Linked DNA regions of Homo sapiens: region 1 is linked to region 2. Evidence: read pairs that join two places in POLR2A ChIA-PET (ENCODE). Cell type or tissue: A673. All regions are shown on one strand. Each heading gives the region's core, and the rest is flanking DNA. Links, peaks and the distances in the headings are about the cores only.

What was found. ChIA-PET counts read pairs that join two places held together with the same protein. Peaks named below come from ENCODE experiments on the same cell type or tissue, not always from the same donor. Only the 100,000 strongest peaks of a DNase experiment are listed, where the experiment ranks them.
Region 1: POLR2A ChIA-PET joins it to region 2 with 15 read pairs; 5 of 35 experiments call an interaction of 5 or more read pairs at or near these places.

The regions. Positions count from the first base shown.
Region 1 is chr19:36,413,507-36,423,505 of GRCh38, forward strand. It overlaps ZFP82 (ZFP82 zinc finger protein), which reads right to left and starts at 5,138. Exons shown (of 5, transcript NM_133466.4): 1 at 4,986-5,138. It also overlaps the pseudogene ACOT4P1. RefSeq lists enhancers at 4,507-4,666, 8,197-8,879. In A673, for the core only: no CTCF peak of the experiment used is centred there; a DNase peak (open chromatin) is centred at 5,175; H3K4me3 peaks cover 2,927 bases; H3K27ac peaks cover 1,500 bases; H3K27me3 peaks cover 632 bases.
Region 2 is chr19:36,590,173-36,601,175 of GRCh38, forward strand. ZNF529-AS1 (ZNF529 antisense RNA 1) reads left to right here. Exons shown (of 5, transcript NR_173348.1): 4 at 3,674-3,759; 5 at 4,270-4,536. It also overlaps a transcript of ZNF529 not described here. Among named protein-coding and RNA genes, the nearest start is that of ZNF382, 9.6 kb to the right of the region's middle. In A673, for the core only: no CTCF peak of the experiment used is centred there; no DNase peak of the experiment used is centred there.

The DNA.
Region 1 (9,999 bases), core at 405-8,404, 180 kb before region 2:
TGCAATTATTAATGATGGCATTGGCCCACATTAATTAAAGAAGGAAGATATTCATGATAAATTACTAGCTATGGGAGTCAGACTAAAAGAATATGTACAATGTTGGGAGGTGGCAGACTCTCAGTTATTAAAAATACAGGCTTTGTTATCAAGATTCAGGATATGAACAGAGCTCTGAGAATTATTAACTGTGAGAATTTGGACGCATTAATTTTCAGTGTCTCAGTTTCCTCAGATATAAACTAAGGAATAAACAGTACCTACCTTATAGGGTTGTTGTGAAGGTTAAGAACATAATACATAAAGCACTTAAAATGGCTTACTGTAAGCACTAAATTCAGTGAAAAACATCACATACCCCTCATTCCACTATTTTAAAAATTATCTTCAATAATTTTTTTTTTTTTTTTTTGAGATGCAGTCTCGCTCTGTTACCCAGGCTGGAGTGCAGTGGCAAGATCTCGGCTCACTGCAAGTTCCACCTCCCGGGTTCAGGCCAATCGTCTGCCTCAGCCTCCCGAGTAGCTGGGACTACAGGTGCCCGCCACCACGCCCGGCTAATTTTTTGTATTTTTAGTAGAGACGGGGTTTCACCATGTTAGCCAACATAGTCTCGATCTCCTGACCTCGTGATCCGCCCGCCTTGGCCTCCCAAAGTGCTGGGATTACAGGCGTTAGCCACCACACTGGCTTCAATAATTTTCAATTTAAAAATTTGGTATTTGCTGATAAATTATCTTTAACAATTTCAATAGCAGTCCCTTTCTCTAAAGGGATTTTTGAGATTTTTGAGATTTTTCAGCATTGCTCTTAAAACATTGATAAATGTTAGAACTAGGCTTGAAAATGTAATTCTACTTTTTTTTTTTTTTTTTTGAGACACAATCTTGCTCTGTCGCCAGGCTGGAATGCAGTGGCATGATCTCAGCTCACTGCAATCTCTGCCTCCCGGGTTCAAGTGATTCCCCTGCCTCAGCCTCCCAAGTAACTGGGACTGCAGGAGCATGCCACCACACCCGGCTGATTTTTTGTATTTTAGTACAGACAGGGTTTCACCATGTTGGCCAGGATGGTCTCGATCTCCTGACCTCGTGATCTGCCTGCCTCGGCCTCCCAAAGTCTTGGGATTATAGAGATGAGCCACCGCACCTGGCCTATGTAATTCTTCTTAATAATGTTATCAAAAAAGGATTCACAGAAATCAAAAAGTAGAGCAAGGCCCCTGTTACTTTCCATCCCTAGTAGCTCCAAAGGGACACCATTCCATATCATAAAACCAGCTCAAGAATTTTGCTTTGATAAGGTATCATATTAAATACTTTTTTTTTTTTTTTGAGACAGTTTCGCTCCTGTTGCCCGGGCTGGAATGCAATGGCAAGATCTCGGCTCACTGCAACCTCCACCTTCCGGGTTCAAGTGGTCCTCATGCCTCAGCCTCCCAAGCAGCTGGGATTACAGGCATGCACCACCACGCCTGGCTAATTTTGTATTTTTAGTAGAGACAGGGTTTCACCATGTTAGTCAGGCTGGTCTGGAACTCCTGACCTCAGGTGATCCGCCCACCTTGGCCTCCCAAAGTGCTGGAATTACAGGCGTGAGCCACCAGGCCCAACCTCTTTTTCCTTTTTCAAACAAAGTGTTGCAGAGTCTTTGTCTCCTTAAATGATCAATTGTTGTGATTCTATTTTGGAAAACAAACACATGTGCACAAGTGCACAGAAAAAAATGGAAAAGCAAACATTAGAATAGTAATATTTATTGTGGATGGTGAGACTACGGGCAACTTAAATTTTATTCTTATAGAGTGAAGATGACTGGGTGGTAGGGGATGGAGAAAATCTGTTCTGAATAGTACTAAATATAGTTGGCAGCTTAAACCAGGACTTTCTTTTTTTTTTGGAGACTGAGTCTCACTCTGTCACCCAGGCTGGAGTGTAATGGCAGGATCTCGGCTCACTGCAACCTCTGCCTCATGGGTTCAAGCAATTCTTCTGCCTCAGCCTCCCAAATAGCTGGGATTACAGGCAGGCGCCACTGTGCCCAGCTAATTTTTCTATTTTTAGTAGAGACAGGTTTTACCATATTGGCCAGGTTGGTCTCAAACTTCTGACCTCAGGTGATCTGCCCACCTCAGCCTCCCAAGTGTTGAGATTACAGGCGTGAGCCACTGCGCCCAGCCAATTAAACTATTTTCATACACATAGAATTAAAAACAGAGTTGTGAAGAAGGAATATCTTTTAGTTGTTAAGAAAATTGTGATTCTATAAGCCTGTGACATGAGTGGGTTTTGGGAAAATAAACAACAGTGTGGCACAAATAAGTAACACCCATCAGTTCTTTAACTGTTCTTCATCAAAACGATGGGCTATTTTCACTCTCAAGATTCTTCTATGAATGAACACAATCAAGCGACATTCCTAAATTCAGTAAAAGTATACCAAAGCAGACAGAACAGTGTGGTAAACAACAGTTTATCTTTTTTTCTCCACTAAGAAACTAGTTTTATATTATGTATAATCCTTGCAAAATGTTTTATAAATCTCTAGCTTATTAAGAGCGATTCATACATGATTAAAGGTTTTGTGAGTCATCTTGTTCAAAACTATTGCTTAGACAACATCGATCACAAGCTTTTTTTCCTTCTCATAATTAACAGTATTTATTAATGGCAAAAAGCTGCATCACATGGAGTGTGGCTTATTTAATCATTTCCTACTATTAGACACTAATTTTGTGTCTAACATTGAAAAACATTCTCAAAGGTTACAGACTTTGATTCTAGGCCAGTAGATCTGAATCTTAATGGATCATGTTTGATAATCTCATTAAATTACATATTTTCTCCCCATAAAAGTGGCATATTAACAGATATCTATAACAATTTTACGTACAATTTCAAAGAGTATCTGGTCCCCTGAAAGCCTCAAATGAATTCAAATTACTTCTGGTTAAGAATTCCTGTTCTATGGCCGGGCACGGTGGCTCATGCCTGTAATCCCAGCACTTTGGGAGGCCAAGGCGGGCAGATCACCTGAGGTCGGGAGTTCAAGACCAGCCTGACCAACATGGAGAAACCCCGTCTCTACTAAAAATACAAGATTAGGCAGGCGTGGTGGTATATGCCTGTAATCCCAGCTACTAGGGTGGCTGAGGCAGGAGAATCGCTTGAACCTGGGAGGCGGAGGTTGCGGTGAGCTGGGATCACACCATTGCACTCCAGCCTGGGAAATAAGAGCGAAACTCCGTCTCAAAAAAAAAAAAAAAAAAAAGAATTCCTGTTCTAGGCTGGGGGCGGTGGCTCATGCCTGTCATTCCAGCACTTTGGGAGGCCGAGGCAGGCAGATCACTTGAGGCCAGGAGTTTGAGACCAGCCTGGCCAACATGGTAAAACCCGGTCTGTACTAAAAATACAAAAATTAGCTGGGTGTGGTGGTGCAGGCCTGTAATCCCAGCTACTTGGGAGGCTGAGGTATAAGAATCGCTTGAACCACGGAAAGGGAGGTTGCAGTGAGCTGAGATTGTGCCACTGCACTCCAACCTGGGTGACAGAGCAAGACCCTGTCTCAAAAAAAAAAAAAAAAAAAAAAAAAAAGAATTCCTGTTTTAGACTATTTAAGCATCTGATCTGGCTCATTTATTTTTTACTAGGAAATACTCACCACAATTGGCTTAGTATTTTCATTTTCCCCCCATCTATAGAAGGCTGATGTAGAATTGCTCCAAATCACTACTTAAGAATACATAACTAAGGTTTATTAAGTACTAACGAGGTCTCAGGAACTGTTCTAAGAACTTTACACATAGTAATTAAAAGAAGGCCCACAGAAGTAATGAAAAACATCTACCAAATGGGTATGTGCATACAGGCTCTCGGGAGGGGACCTAGGTATCAGCTCAATGGACAGGACATTTATGGAGAATGAAACAAATATTCTCATGTCCTAAGAAATAAGAATGCATTTCACAGAAGAAAGCAGAAACACCCACTCGCCTCGACCTTGACTTAAACAGGCAACAGCAATTCATTCCTCCTCCCGCTCGGACCCCTTTTCTTAAAGAATTGGGCAGGACTGGCTAATAAGGGAACCAGGCTTTTCTTGCAGCCCAGCCTCGCATAGGGCACAATGCCCCCACCGCCCACCCACACATAACCAGAGTAACATAAGAGAGATGGTGTTGTTAACTCTTCCCAGTATCAAAGAAAGGCCAGGGTCATGGATGCCCGGGGCTAGAACTGGAGTTCACAATAGCTTCCTGGAAGCAATGCTGTGGTTCTGAAACCTGCAGCTGGACTCTTCAGAGTTGTGAGTGCACGTGCGTGGGTCCGGGTCCGCGAGGAGGTGGTGTGGGAGTCCCTTCCAGGAGCAAGCCTGGGCGGGAGCGGGGGCTCGTTCAGTTCTAATATTCCTATCCCAAGGTCGGGTCTGAGCCTTGTTTCGCTGTTGCCCAGGCTGGAGAGTAGTGGTGCTATCATAGCTCGCTGCAGCCTCAATCTCCTCCTAGGCTCAAGCCATCCTCCCGCCTCAGCCTCTCGAGTGGCTGGGACCACAGGAGCACGCCATCACACCCGGCTCATTTTTTAAATTTCTGGTACAGATGGGAGTTTCGCTTTGCTGCCCAGGCTGGTCTCGAACTCCTGGCTTCCAGCGATCCTCCCGCCTCGCTCTCCCAGAGCTCTGGGATTACAGATGTGAGCCACCTGGTCCGGCCTAGTCTGCGCGTTTCTGCTGGGAGTCTTTGGCGTGCAGAAACTGACCGAGGGCCATTTCTCTGCAGCTGGGCCCGGTGTGGGCAGAGGATGCTGGGGTCAGTCACGCACTCCACGGCCACAACAACCTTCGCTCATACAATAGTCTCTGCACCCAAGTCAGCCGCACAGACTCCGTCACGTCCCAGCCCCGGCCCCGTCACGCCCACGACACACACACCCGGGCCTGAGGCGCGGGCTCCCGCCCCTCTGCGATACTGCAGTGGCCCCGCTTACCTCTCTTTACCCCCTGGGCCGCAGCGCTTTTCCTACAGATTACCAGGACCGACGCTCCGGGCCAGGACTGCTCACTCGGGGCGCGAACCCGAGGCACAGCGATGCCCGAACGGAGGAAGCCGCTGCCGGGTCACGCCACAATCCCCGGGGCCTAACGGGCTGCGCGCGGAGGCTGCTGGGAGGGCCGGGCGCGCTCACGGAGTGCGCAGGCGCGGCCAGTCTCAAGGGTCCGCTCGCTGGTGCAGCCCCTGCTCTGCGTGAACCCGGAGCCGGAGCTAGGTCCGTCCCAGCGAGGCTGCGCTTCGAGTCCCTTAGCGCCTGGGGACGGCGCGGCAGGGCCTGGAGGGGAGCGGGGACAGATGGCTGGCGCGTTAAAGAGGGGCGCCCGCGACCGCCTCTCTATAGTGCCAACTAGGGAGCCCTGTGAGCGAGGACGGCGCTGCGAGTCTGTCCCTGGCGCGCTCCTGGGTGGGATTCTTTCACTGGGTGTGGCTGTTGGGATTTGAGACCGTGTGACTCCGGAGATTCGGGGAAGCCAGTTCCTATATTTTCCATTTCTGTATTTTTAAATGGTAAAAACAATGAAAAGGAGAACAATATTTTGTGAAATATGAAAATCATACATGTCAAATTTCAGTGTCCATAAATAAAAGTTTTATTGGAACATAGCCGTGTTTGATTGTGTACTGTCTATTGCTATATTTGAGCTACAAGGACAGACTCGAGTAGTTACACAGACCAGATGGCCCACGCAGCCTAAAATACAGTCAGTTCTCACTATTCACAGTAGTTATGGTCTATAAACTTGCTACAAACACGGAATTAGTGAATACCATTCCACTGCTTCTAGGGGAAATACAGGGTTAGTTTCCTGTAAGCATCTGGTCACATTTTAGTCAACCGATGAATGCATAAGCTTATTTTATTGTGTTTATTTTCTTTTTTTCTTTTTTTTTTTTTTTTTTGAGATAGGGTCTTGCTCTGTCACCCAGGCTGGAGTGCAGTGGTGGGATCTTGGCTCACTGCAACCTCCTCCGCCTCCCGGGTTCCAGCAATTCTCCTGCCTCAGCCCCCAGAGTAGCTGGGAATACAGATGCATGTCACCATGCCCAGCTGATTTTTGTATTTTGTAGAAACGGAGTTTCACCATGTTGACCAGGCTGGTCTCAAACTCCTGACCTCAGGTGATCCACCCGCCTTGGCCTCCCAAAAGTGCTGGGATTATAGGCATGAGCCACCGCGCCTGGCCTTATTGTGTTTCTATTTAAACACTTTAATATATATTATTGATTCATTAACATTGAACTCATGGCCAACAGCTCCATAACTCATGCCTGAATGAAGCTTATCTAACACATGTATTTTTTCTGTAAGACACATGACCGCTTTCTCATTCATAGGAACATCAACAGCACTTTAGTACTACTACATTTGGGGTCCCTTTGAAACAGCAAAATCACCAGCAAAAAACAAAAATATGAGAAGCCAAGGTACTAAATGGACTGCAAAAAGGGTACCTGTTTACAGTATGAGAGCTGAAATAAGAAGATAGAGGGTCACTTTGTTTGACTTTGGCTGAGAACATGCCTGTTAAGGGACTCAAAAAGGTTCACCGCTCTTCGGATGTCCACAAATGACCACAAAGGTGCTGCAAATATTGACTCTGGGTTTATAAAAAAGTTTTAGCAAGTAGATGAATTCACAAATTCAGAATCTGTGAATGAAGATTGACTGTATTTACTATCAGGCCCTTTAAAGAAAAAGTTTGCCAATCCCTGTTTTTATATGTCCCTCTTAGTTATACAGCTAGTGTTTAAAAACTACTTGAAATAATTATTTTCCCTGTGCCACCAATTATGTCTATAATTGATTGTACCCCATTAAATAAGCACAAAGAAAAAAGAAAGCTTTCTTTATAGAAGAAGGCCAGCTAATAACTATCAAGGGTTTGATTTTACGTGGCTTAGACACGCTGCTTCAAATGCATTTAAGATGTTTGGTTTTAACAAGGATTTTGCAACAGTATAGTGTTTTCCTTAAGTTCAATGTCATTTCTATGTCATGGCAGCTGTCACCTGCAGTTAGGTAAGACAGTGACATCATTAACATGGATGCATTTTCATGGCATGAAGGCTAGCCATTGATGGGGTAATATAACACAATTTATCAGTAAACGCTGAGTTTTCTTTGAAGTCAGTCTCTGATTTCTTACAGTGCTTGATGTCTGCCTTGCCTGCTAGTGACCAATTCCCCTGCGTCTTTACAGAGCCTTGTTACTCACTCAGTGTAAAGACAGTGGGGGAAACAAGGTTTCCCAAAGTATCCTTATGTGCAAAAGTGTTTCTTACTACTTTGGAAATACTAAGCTGAGTTTAATGTTTATTCTTTTTCTACCAACAGACACAAAAAGGACAAGCACATGCCTTAGAATATTCAATACAATTTTCTACAGCGATATGGTTAAATACTCTTCTGTCTTCACTACTTTTTTGTTTTTACTTTACTTGGAAATTTTAATTCTCTAGGAATAACGGGGCAGGAGTCTAAAATAATACTTTGTGGGAGTGAAGTATATATTTTTTTCCAAGTAAAAAAAAAAAATCAGGCCAGGCGTGATGGCTTAGGCCAGGCGTGATGACTCATGCCTGTAGTCCCACATACTCGGAAGGCCAAGGCAGGAGGATAGCTTGAGCCTGTGAGATCGAGATTACAGTGAGCTATGGATCGGCCACTGCACTCCGGGCTGGGCGACAGAGCGAGACCCTGTCTCAAAATTAAAAAAAGGAAAAAAAAAAAAAAAAAAGTCTGCGCTCCCCGGGGCCCAAGGAGAGGACCCAGGAGAGGAGTCTGGCTCCTTTTGCCTCAGACGAGTCCAGGGCGCCGGGTTAACTGGTCTAAAGTCCCAGGCGCTTTCTGGGACTGCTCAGCCACCGGCCGCTCCCGGCACCAGGGGACGCCGGACGCCCTCTGGACAATCGGCGCACTTGCCACGATCTTGGACGGGCCTCGGGCCTCGACCTTAAGATTCCCCGCTCCAGCTCCGAGATGTCAGCAACGCTGATCCTGGAGCCCGCGGGCCGCGGCTGCCGAGACAAGCCGGTGCGCATCACCATGCGCGGCCTGGCTTCGGAGCCGCTGGACACGCTGCGCGCGCGTCCCTGCGCGACGAGAAGGCTGGGCTCTTCCGCTACTGCGCCGACGCCCGCGGCGAGCTGGACCTGGAGCGCGCGCCCGTGCTGGGCGGCAGCTTTAGGGGGCTAGAGTCCATGGGGCTGCTCTGGGCCCTGGAATCCAAGAAACCTTTTTGGCGCTTTCTGAAGCGGGACGTACAGATTCCCTTTATCGTGGAGTTGGAGGTGCTGGACGGCCACGACCCCGAGCCTGGACGGCTGTTGTGACAGGCGCGGCACGAGCGCGACTTCCTCCCACAAGGGGTGCGGAGCGATTCGGTGCGCGCGGGCCGGGTGCGCGCCACGCTCTTCCTGCCGCCAGGACCTGGACCCTTCCTAGGGATCATTGGCATCTTTGGTAATGGAGGGAGCCTGTTGGAATATCGAGCCAGCCTCCTTGCTGGCCATGGCTTTGCCACGTTCGCTCTAGCTTGTTATAACTTTGAAGATCTCCCCAAGAACGTGGACAACATACCCCTGGAGTACTTCGAAGAAGCCCTATGCTACATGCTTCAACATCCCCAGGTAAAAGGCCCAGGCACTGGGCTTTGGGGCATTTCTCTAGGAGCTGATATTTGTCTCTCAATGGCCTCATTCTTGAAGAATGACTCAGACACAGTTTCCATCAATGGATCCGGGATCAGTGGGAACAGAGGCATAAACTGTAAGCAGAATAGCATTCCACCATTGGGCTATGACCTGAGGAGAATCAAGGTAGCTTTCTCAGGCCTCGTGGACGTCGTGGATATAAAGAATGATCTTGTAGGAGGGTATAAGAACCCCAGCATGATTTCAATGGAGAAGGCCCAGGGCCCCATCATTTTCATTGTTGGTCAGGATGACCATAACTGGAGGAGTGAGTTGTATGCCCAGTCTCTGAACGGTTACGGGCCCATGGAAAGGAAAAACCCCAGATCATCTGTTACCCTGGGACTGGGCTTTACACTGAGCCTCCTTACTTCCCCCTGTGCCCAGCTTCCCTTCACAAATTACTGAACAAACACGTGATATGGGTTGGGGAGCCAGGGCTCATTCTAAGGCCCAGGTAGATGCCTGGAAGCAAATTCTAGCCGCCTTCTGCAAACACCTGGGAGGTACCCAGAAAACAGCTTTCCCTAAATTGTAATGCGTTTGTCTGTTGTTGACATGAGAGAGTCAAGATCAGATTCTAGTGTTCAATAACCCTATGTGAATCAGCTGTCTCCTGGATAACATTAAAGCCATGTCTTTGTCATTAAAAAAAAAAAAAATCGGCCGGGCGCAGTAGCTCACGCCTGTAATCCCAGCACTTTGGGAGGCTGAGGCATGCAGATCATGAGGTCAGGAGTTCGAGACCAGCCTGGCCAACATGGCGAAACCCCATCTCTACAAAAAATACAAAAATCAGCCAGGAGTGGTGGCGGGCACCTGTGATCCCAGCTACTTGGGAGGCTGAGGCAGGAGAATCGCTTGAACCCGGGAAGCGGAGGTTGCAGTGAGCCAAGATCATGTCATTGCACTCCATCCTGGAAGATAAGAGCAAGATTCTGTCTCAAGAAAAAAAAAATTAGTAAACTAGAAATCTCTGAACAAAGTATCATACATGTAATTTAATTTTCCCATAGATATAGGTAAAGAGAAGTTGTTGAGTTACAGCCTCTATCTAGCACAGCAATCTCCTCAAAACACAAGGTAGCCGCCCGGAGAGGCCACAGAGGAGATATCTAAGAGATATAACACTGGGGATGTTTGCAATTGGAAATTAAATGACATTTTAGAAATGTAGTTATCAATGTCAAGCCTTGATAGACATCAGTCTGAAACCTAATACATGTTTTATATATAATAAATTTAAACAGCTTAAA
Region 2 (11,003 bases), core at 1,213-9,212:
AGCCTAGGCAACAGGGTGAAACCTCATATCTACAAAATACAAAAATTAACAGGATGTGGTGGTGTGCAATTGCATGGCTGTGGTCCCAGCTATGTGGGAGGCTGAGGCAGAAGGATCGCTTGAGCCCGGGAAGTCGAGGTTGCAGTGAGCCATGATCACACCACTACACTCCAGCCCAGGTGGCAGAGTGAGACTTTACCTCAAAAATAAATAAGTAAATACATAAATAAATAAAAAGAAAATTTGTGGAATGGAGTTAAAGTAGGGATTCTGTATTTAAATGCTTATATTAGAAGAGAAGGCCTAGAATCAATAACTACAGGTTCTACTTTAAAAGGCTAGAAAAGGAAAAGCAGAGTAAACCCTCGGTACCCAGAAGAAAGGAAATAAGATGAGAGAAAAAAATAAATGAAATATATAATTAGCCAAACTAAAAGTGAATTCTCTGAAAAATCAACAAAATTGATAAAACCTTGGGTGGGCATGACGGCTCATGCCTGTAATCCCAGTACTTTGGGAGGCCGAGGCGGGCAGATCACCTAAAGTCAGGAGTTTGGAACCAGCCTGGCCAACATGGTGAAACCCCATCTCTACTAAAAATACAAAAATTAGCCAGGCATGGTGGCATGCGCCTGTAGTCCCAGCTACTCTGGAGGCTGAGGGAGGAGAATCACCTGAACCTGGGAGGTGGAGGTTGCAGTGAGCTGAGATAGTGCCACTGCACTCTAGACTTGGCAACAGAGCAAGACTCCGTCTCAAAAAAAAAAAAAAAAGAGTTGATAAAAACCTTAGCTAGAATTATCAATTTAAAAACTGCAAAGACAAATTACATGAAAGAACTTATCACTAAGGAGCATTTTAGATATTAGAAGTCTAACAGAATTATTGCGAGGCCAAGGTGGGCAGGTCATGAGGTCAAGAGATCGAGACCATCCTCCCAACATGGTGAAACCCCATCTCTACTAAAAATACAAAAATTAGTTGGGCATGGTGGTGTGCGCCTGTAGTCCCAGCTACTCGGGAGGCTGAGGCAGGAGAATCGCTGGAACCCAGGAGGCAGAGGTTGCAGTGAGCCAAGATTGCACCACTGTACTCCAGCCTGGTGACAGAGTGAGACTCCGTCTCAAAAAAAAAAAAAAAAGAAAATAATTATTATAGACAAGTCAACAAATTTGAGAATTCAGATGAAATGGACAAAATTTCTAAAAAAAAATATATAACTTACTGAAACACACAAGATGAAACAGATACATTAAGGAAATTGAGGCCAGACGCAGTGGCTCACACCTGTAATCCCAGCACTTTGGGAGGCCGAGGCGGGCGGATCACAAGGTCAGGAGATCGAGACCATCCTGGCTAACATGGTGAAACCCCGTCTCTACTAAGAAATACAAAAAAATCAGCCGGGCGTGGTGGTGGGCGCCTGCCTGTAGTCCCAGCTACTCAGGAGGCTGAGGCTGGATAATGGTGTGAACCCGGGAGGCGGAGCTTGCAGTGACCCAAGATTGTGCCACTGCACTCCAGCCTGGGCGACAGAGCGAAACTCCATCTCAAAAAAAAAAAAGGAAATTTAATTTATTACATCAAAAAAAGAAATCTCCAGGCCTAGATGGTTTTGCCAGATAATTCAACCAGAAATTTAAGGAACAAATAATACCAATCTTACACACACTTTTCCAGAAAATAGGGAAGGAGAGGACAGTTCATTTTTTGAGGCCAGTACTACCCTAATACCAAAACCTGATAAAGATATTACAAGGAAAGAAATGACAGACCAAAAACCTCATGCAAAAATTCTTAAGAAAATGGTAGCAAATTTGGCTGGGCATAGCAGCTCGTGCCTATAATCCCAGCACTTTGGGAGGCCATAGCGGGTGGATCACTTGAGGTCGGGAGTTGGGAGACCAGACTGGCCAACATGGTGAAACCCTGTCTCTACTAAAAATACAGAAAAAAAAAAAAATTAGCCAGGCATGGCAGTGCATGCTTGTACTCCCAGTTACTTGGGAGGCTGAGGTGGGAGGATCACTTGAACCCGGGAGGCGGAGGTTGCAGTAAGCCGAGATCATGCCACTGCACTGCAGCCTGGGCAACAGAGCAAGACTTTGTCTCAAAAAAAAAAAAAAAAAAAAAAAGAAAGGCCTGGTACAGTGGCTCACACCTGTAATCCTAGCACTTTGAGAGGCCAAGGCGGGCGGACTGCCTGAGCTCCGGAGTTCAAGACCACCCTGGGCAACATGGTCAAACTCCGTCTCCACTAAAATACAAAAAACTAGCTGGGCATGGTGACACGTGCCTGTAGTCACAGATACTCGGGAAGCTGAAGCAAGAGAATCGCTTGAACCTGGGAGATGGAAGTTGCAGTGAGCCGAGATCACGCCGCTGCAATCCAGCCTGGGCAACAAAGCAAGACTCTGTCTCCAAAAAAAAAAAAAGAAAGAAAGAAAAAAGAAAATGGTAGCAAATTTAATCTAGAAATATGTAAAAAGGTTACAAAATGAACCACTAATACAAGATTTAACAAAAAAGAAAAAGAGAAATAGAAAATGCTGAGCTAGAAGCAGTTGGGTTGGCTGGGAGGCAGGATTCCATGTAGGCCAATGACATTTTGAAATGGCATTGTTTTCTGCTTAACAGTTTTAAAAATCAATTTTATTCATATTAGTTGAATAAAGGAGAAAAAAATATGATCACTTTAGTATATAAAAAATTATCGGACAAAATACAATATCCCTTCATGATGAAAACTCTCAGCAAGCTAGAAGTAGATGAGAACTTGTTCAATTTGATAGTCTATGAAAACTTCCAGCTATAATATAGTGATGAAATATTAAATACAATCCTCCTATGATAAAAAAGGCAACAATGCCTATCTATGACTACTAATGCAAGTCCTAGCGATTACAATAAGGCAACAAAATAAATGAAACCTATAAATACTGGCAAAGAAGAAAACTTCCTCTGTAGATGACTCAAGTATTTACTTAAAAATCCTAAAGAGTAGATTCTTTTTTCTTTTTATAGATAGGGTCTCAGTCTGTCACCCAGGCTGGAGTTCAGTGGCGTGATCACCGCTCACTGCACCCTCGACCTCCCCAGCTCAGGTGATTCTCCCACCTCAGCCTCCAGAGTATCGGGGACTACAGGCATGCGCCACCTCACCTGGCTAATTTTTTATAGAGATGGAGTTTCCACCATGTTGCCCAGGCTACTCTTGAACTCCAGGGCTCAAGCGATCTGCCTGCCTTGGCCTCCCAAAGTGCTGGGATTACAGGCATGAGCCACTGTGCCTGGATAGGTCCCAATCTATAATCGAATGAAATCAGCTTCTTTTAATCATCCGTCCACCATCTTTTGGATGGTCCAATACCTCTTCAAGAGCTTTCATTTTACTGTTCCGAAAAAAAAGGGCTGAACCGATAGTGGATGCTAAATATTAATGGGAAAATAGAGGGATCCATTAGGAGAATCTTGGGCTGTTTGGCATCATCACTCACTGGAACTGGGGACAACTTCTTAGATCTCTGTTACATAGGACATTTCAAGATAAGATAATGTTTACATGATCTAAAATATGACTGTGTTTAAGAAGTAGAGACAAACAGTTCACCAAAACCATGGCTAAAAATGGTTAAGAACTTGTCAGTCTTCCTCAGGGGTCCTCTCTTTGCAGAAGCACTGAGACCACAGAGGCAAGAGCTGGGGAAGGAAAACTGCCCATGAGATGAGATGTGCCTCTCAGCTTCCAAAATCGGGGAGGTAAGAGGGATTCTGGACAAAATGAAACCCTGCACCCACAAGGAGTCCAGCAGACAGATGTAGACACCAAGCAGACATCCTCATAATCTAAAAGTAGGGTCCAGACAGCAAGTTTCTGGCCCATCCCACACTCTGCTAATGCTGACCTGGACCTAAAATTAAGCCACTCAACCCTATCTTGAGATAACAGAGGGAGAAAATGCTCCCTCCATTTTACTTTCTAGGGTTGCAAAGGGATGACACCATCCACACCAGAACTGCATGAATGGCATCAGGAATGATCAGAGACCATAAATTCCAGTGAGACCAATAACACCATTTCTGGTCCTGCATGCTCTTCCAAACTTTGCCACTAACCCCTTCAAGAGGTACAGTCTATTTCCCTTTCTCTTGAAATTGGGTAGGCCTTTGGGACTCCCTTGATAAACAGAATACAACAGAAATGACACTGTGTATCTAACAAGGCTAGGTTAGAAAAGGCAACAGAACTTCATCCTAATCTCTCTCAAGATGCCCCCCATGGAATCCAGCCATCATGCTGTGAGGAATCCAAGCAGCTACATAGAAAGGCCACAACTAGATATTCCAGCTGTAGTCAGCTGAAGCTCCAGCCAACAGCCAACATCAACCACCACACGTGAAAACGAGCAAGCCTTCAGATGATTCCGACTCCCAACCTCCAAGCCACCTCAGCTGAAGCCAAGTAGAGCAGAGACTAGCTGTCCCCCAATGCTCTAATATGCAGATTCATAATTAAAAAGAATGTTATTGTTCTAAGCCATGAAGTTTTGGGGTGGTTTGTCATGCAGCAACTGGAACTGCCTGATCACACCACACACACAAAAGCAGAAAACAATGCCATTTCAAAATGGCATTGGGCCACATGGAATCCTGCCTCCCAGCCAACCCAACTGCTTCTAGCTCAGCACTTCCTATTTCTTTTTTCTTTTTTCTTTTTTTTTTTTGAGATGGAGTCTTGCTCTGTCACCCGGGCTGGAGTGCAGTGGCACAATATCGGCTCACTGCAACCTCCGCCTCCTGGGTTCAAGTGATTCTCCCGCCTCAGCCTCCTGAGTAGCTGGGATTACAGGCATGCACCACCATGCCTGGCTGATTTTTGTATTTTTAATAGAGACGGGGTTTCACCCTGTTGGTCAGGATGGTCTCGAACTCCTGATTTTGTGATCCACGCGCCTTGGCCTGCCAAAGTGCTGGGATTACAGGCGTGAGCCACCATGCCCGGCCTCCTATTTCTCAATCACAATCACTACACAACTTCCTTCAGTAGCATTGGTCACTACCTCTTTTCTCAGTATCCAAGTTGAAGAAGAGTGAATTTATGACCTCTGCAGCTTGACAATATTTACAAAGAACTCTCTTGAGAAGTGCTTTATAAACCTTGTCATTTAATCCTCATGCAGCTCTATAATTTAATATATTATTTCCATTCAACAGAGCAAGACACAAAAGGTAAAGAAAGCAAGTAAGCCAGGTGCAGTGACTCATGCCTGTAACCCCAGCACTTTGGGAGGCCAAGGTGGGAGGACTGAGGCCAAGAGTTCGCGATCAGCCTAGACAACATAGCAAGATCCTGTCCCTACAACAAAACATTAAAAAATTAGCCAGGTGTGGTAGTGTGCATCTGTAGTCCTAGCTTCTTGGAGGTTGAGCTACTTGAACACCTGAGCCCAGGAGTTTGAGACTGCAGTGAGCCTCATGATTGTGCCACTGCACTCCAGCCTGGACGACAGAGCAAGACTCTGTCTCAAAAAACAAAAAACAAAGAGGGCAAGTAATTTGCCTAAATTTCAGTAAGTGTCAGACTTATATTCTCTAGTTGGATGTAGCATATACCTACAATATACATATAATATTGTCTAGTTGGAGATAGCATATATCTACATTATACATATCTATATAGAAGTATAAATAAATATATATGGTACTATATCTAGTTGGATACAGTATTCTATATATGTCAATTAGGTCGTTTGCTCACCTCCATCATTAATAATTTCTAGTCTCCTTATTCTAAGTTACTGAAAGGTGTGCTAAAATCTCCAATGATGACTGAATTTGTCTATTCATCCTTTCTCTTTTATTGACCTTTTTATATCCTGAAGCTCTTTTTTTTTTTTTTTTTTTTTTTTTTGAGACAGAGTCTTACTCTGTCACCCAGGCTGGAGTGGAATGGCATGGTCTTGGCTCACTGCAACCTCTGCCTCCTGGGTTCAAGAACCTCCCAGGTTCTCCCGCCTCAGCCTCCTGAGTAGCTGGGACTACAGGCGTGTGCCACCACACCTGGCTAATTTTTATATTTTTAGTAGAGACAGGGTTTCACTATGTTGGCCAGGGTGGTCTCGAACTCCTGACCTCGTGATCCACCTGCCTCAGCCTCCTAAGGTGCTGGGATTACAGACGTGAGCCACCGCACCCAGCCTTGGGTATAAACTTTTATCATTATGAGCTGCCTCCATGTTATCTCTCATAATATTTTTGGCCTTAAACTCTATTTTTTTGACATAAATAAACATCAGCTTTTGTTGGTGTTTGCATTACCACCTTCATACTTTTGCTTTCAACTTTTTTTTTCTTCTTTTTTTTGAGATGGAGTCTCACTCTGTCACCCAGGCTGGAGTACAGTGACTTGGTCTCAGCTCACCGCAGCCTCTGCCTCCCAGTTCAAGCAATTATCATCCTTCAGCCTCCAGAGTAGCTGGGATTATAGGTGTGTGTCACCACACCCAGGTAATTTTTTTAAATTTTTAGTAAAGATGGGGTTTTCACCATGTTGGCCATGCTGGTCTCGAACTCCTGACCTCAAGTGATCTGCCCGCCTTGGCCTCCCAAAGTGCTGGGATTACAGATGTGAGACCCCACGCCCAGCCTTGCTTTCAACTTTTCTATGTCATTATACTTAAAAGTGTGTCAGCTACTAAAAGCATATGGTTGATTTTGTTCTTTTCGTCCCTCGCTCTGTCACCCAAGCTGGAGTGCAGTGGCTCAATCACAGCTCACTGCAGTCTTGACTTCACAGGCTCAAGTGATCCTTCCGCCTCAGCCTCCTGAGTAGCTGGGATTATAGGCATGCATCACCACACTCAGCTAATTTTAATTTTTTGTAGAGATGGGGTCTCACTATGTTGCCCAGGCTGGTCTCAAACTCCTGGGCTCAGGCAATGCTCCCATCTCACCCCTCAAATGCTGGGATTATAGGCATGAGCAACTGTGCCCAGCCAATAGTTAATCTTTTTATTGTTTAGTCCAGTTTCATTAAATTTCTTTAATGTAATGTAAATTACTAATTTAATTACTATGTTGGAGGTAAGTTCATCAACATTTACTTCTATGTGTCCCCCTCTTTTTTTGTTGTTCTTTTATTCCCCCATTCTTACCTTTTATTTTATTGGTCAAATAATTTTATTATTCTAGTTTGCCATATTAGTTCATACTGTCATGCACTATTATTTTAGTTACCATAAAGATTATAATACTGTGCTTAACTTGTTACAACTAAAATTCTCATGCAGTGCTTCTGACAGCATAAGTACAACCACAGTGGAAATGTTTAGCAGTATCTACGAAAACTGAACATACATACATCATACAATCCAGCAATTCTACCCCTGTTTATCTCCATAATGTCTGTGTGCAGGGGTGGGGGAGAGGATTAATACTTATGTGCATGTCTTTGTCCATATTTTGACAATAATGGTCATACTAGCAGTATTTCTATAGAAAAATTTGAAACAACTCAAATTTCCAACAATAGAACAGATAAATAATCTGTGCCACATCCTACAATGGAATACTACACAGCAAAAGGAAGGAACAGGTACCTGCTATATGGAACAACATGGATGAATTTTACACAGATATTGAGTAGAAGATTATTTTACTTATGAGAAGTTAAAATAGGTAGATATTAAAAGGAGAGGTACATGAAGGAAATATTTTTATTCAGTGGGACCCCAGGAGACTGGATAAATTATCCAGATCCTACATTATTGCCTGAACAGGTAGATTTGAGCAGGCTGCAATCTGTTCACCCACCAAAAGCCCATGCCACATTCCTGTAGATATCTATACTTAAAATGACAAAGACACACGTTCCTAGAGGGTCTTGGAAGCGGGTATAAAGTTGGTCAGGTCACGAGAGCTGCACAGCCAGTACAAGGAATTGCCTGGGTAGGATTCAGCTTTGACTCTAGTAATAGCTGACTGGTTATGCATCCTTATATTAGCATTGCTTCTCTGTATTCTCTATGGTTTTCTTTTCATTTAAGACTACTTCTTGGCTGGGTGCAGTGGCTCATGCCTGTAATCCCAGCGCTTTGGGAGGCTGAGGCTGGAGGATCACTTGAGACCAGGAGTTCAAGACCAGCCTAGGCAACATAGTGAGACTCTGTGTCTACAATAGTAAAAAATATTAGCCGGGCCGAGTGACATGCACACCTGTAGTCCCAGCTACTCAGGAGGCTGAGGTAGGAGGGTAGCTTGAGCCCAGGAGTTTGAGGCTACAGTGTGCCTTGATTGCACCACTGCAACCCAGCCTGGGTGACAGAGCAAGACCCTGTCTCTTAAAAAAAAAAAAATGGTTGGGAGGTTATGTACAGTTGCAAATAAGAACAAAAGATGTGATTAAAACTTTCAATATGTTAATCTTAGCTCTGAAAGTTACTAATTCTGTGCTTTGACAAGTATTTTATTGGCATTACCTAGATTTCCTCATCAATAAAATTAGAAAAACAACAGCACCTTGTACCTCACAGAGTTGTCAGAATTAAGTGGAAAAAAAACTAACAACAAATCACTCCCATGGCACATAATAAGTACCTAAAAATCACCTAATAAATATCATCTATTTGTATTGATGATGAAAAGACTATGTCATGTCATATAATCTATTAGTATTAAAGAAAAGTGTCTTCTGTCCTTAACATGCTTTCTGAGGCCTGCTCTTTCTTATAAAGCTAATATCTTACAAAGCACAGCCTGCAAATGTAATTAGTCTTCACTAACAACATTACCCACAGATTTTTTCAAAAAGAAAAGGACAGCAGCTAGAGAGAAGTCATTCGGCTTATAAACATAGCTCAGAGAATCTGACCCAAATAGTTAACAAATTGAAAATATTAACAAAAGATCAGTCTTGTTCCTTGGCCAATCCAGTCTTTTATGCCTATTTGTAACTATTAACATCAATTCTGTTATCAGAAATCATAAACCCATCCTCAGCAGTGTGATTTATATAACAAAGTCTCCTAAGACTTCTGGTCTTGAAAGATTAATGCTGTCTTGTGAAAGTTACCTAAGTCTGTACAAATACATACATACATATATAATTCTGACTAGCTACCTTACTTAGCTGCCTACCTGTTCTCCTGGTAATTATGCATAAATTAATATGTATATAATTCTAAAAGGTGTAAATACTCAGAATGTTTGTCAAATCAGTTGGGCATCAATGACACTTCCTTTTTATCCCTACACACATGGAAGTCTAACAAAAGCATGACTGATTTGAATTTCTTTTTCAAGCTAAGAGTAGAGAGGTCTTCTCTCATTCAAATGACTAATTCATGTGAATCTTTCTGAAAAAAACAAGAACATATTAACATATCTACAAGGAAAAATTGAGAAGAATGTACACCAAAATATTAATAGTGAACATTTTCTAGATAATAAAACTATGAGTACTTACAACTTTCTATTTTATAAGTCAACTTAGGTTACTGAATTTTTTTCAATTAGACTGCATTAATTCCATCATCAGGAATGATAAAACCTAAAGCATTTTTCTAAAGAGCTGGGAGGGAAAGCTATCTTTTACTTATTAAGAAAACTGTGAGCAAACAGGCTGGCAAAATGACACAGAGCAGCACTAAAACCAAACTGACCAAAATAAACAAGCCTACCAAGTCTTGCACATTCTTTTTTTTTTTTTCTTTTTTTGAGAAGGAGTCTCACTCTGTTGCCCAGGCTGGAATGTAGTGGCACGATCTTGGCTCACTGCAAACTCCGCCTCCCTAGTTCAAGTGATTCTCCTGCCTCAGCCTCCCGAGTAGCTGGGATTACAGGCATGTGCCACCGTGCCCAGCTAATTATTCCATTTTTAGTAGAGACGGGGTTTCACCATGTTGGTCAGGCTAGTCTCGAACTCCTAACCTCAGGTGATCCACCCACCTTGGCCTCACAAAGTGCTGGGATTACAGGCATGAGCCACCGTGCCTGACCAAGTCTTGTACATTCTCTTCCCATATTTCATCAATGTACTGAGACATTTCCAATATTAAGATTTTTGTTCAGATGTGCAAAATTGAGGTAAGTGGCCCTTTCACACTGAATAAATACTGTTTGGGCCACAGTGGAGGCTTAACAAATGTGGTTTTATCATTGCCTTTCTTTACTGAATGACCAGTTAATATAATCCTTGAAAAGCTGCTAATAAACGCCTATCATAGTTCAACTGATTTATAATTTAGCAATTCATTGTGTACTTTTGCTCACAAATATGAATGTTATATGATATTCCATCTTATATTTTTTATATTAGTATCTCCAATTTCTTATTATCTATGTAGTATTACATCACTTGGATGTAAACTGACTGACTTAATATTTACATAATACAGGAAATTGTTTTTGGACAAACTCTTCCTAAAGTTCATTTCCAGGTGTTATAGATCAGTGGTTCAAAACATTTTTGGGTTGTATATACCCTTAATACTCTCATAAAATTAGAGACTTTTGCCGAGGAAAAAATACGCATGAATAAAATAAACATACAATAATTAGGTATATAATTCCAAGGCAAATTATTCCAGGTGAAGTATCCCTGTTCTAGACAGAGCATATTTGTGAGCCACTGCACTTGAACTCCACAAATTTTTGAATTGCATATAATTTTCACATGTCATGAAATATTATTCTCCTTTTGATTTGTTGTCAACTATTGAAAAAGTTAAAATCAATCAGTTCACAAGCCATACAAAAATAGGCTACAAGCAGGGTTTGGCCTACAGAGCCATAGTTTGCAAACCCCTGCTATAGACCCAGAGACCATTATACCATACACAGGCTACACAATTATGTAACTTGGAAAAAAAAAAAGACACCTCATGCTGCCAAACCTCATGCAAGAACTAGCTGGGTACCACATCTCCATCTCTTAACATCTCCATATCAAACACAGGCTGTGCTTTTTCTGTTGGAACCTTCATCCTATTTCCTTAATTACAAGT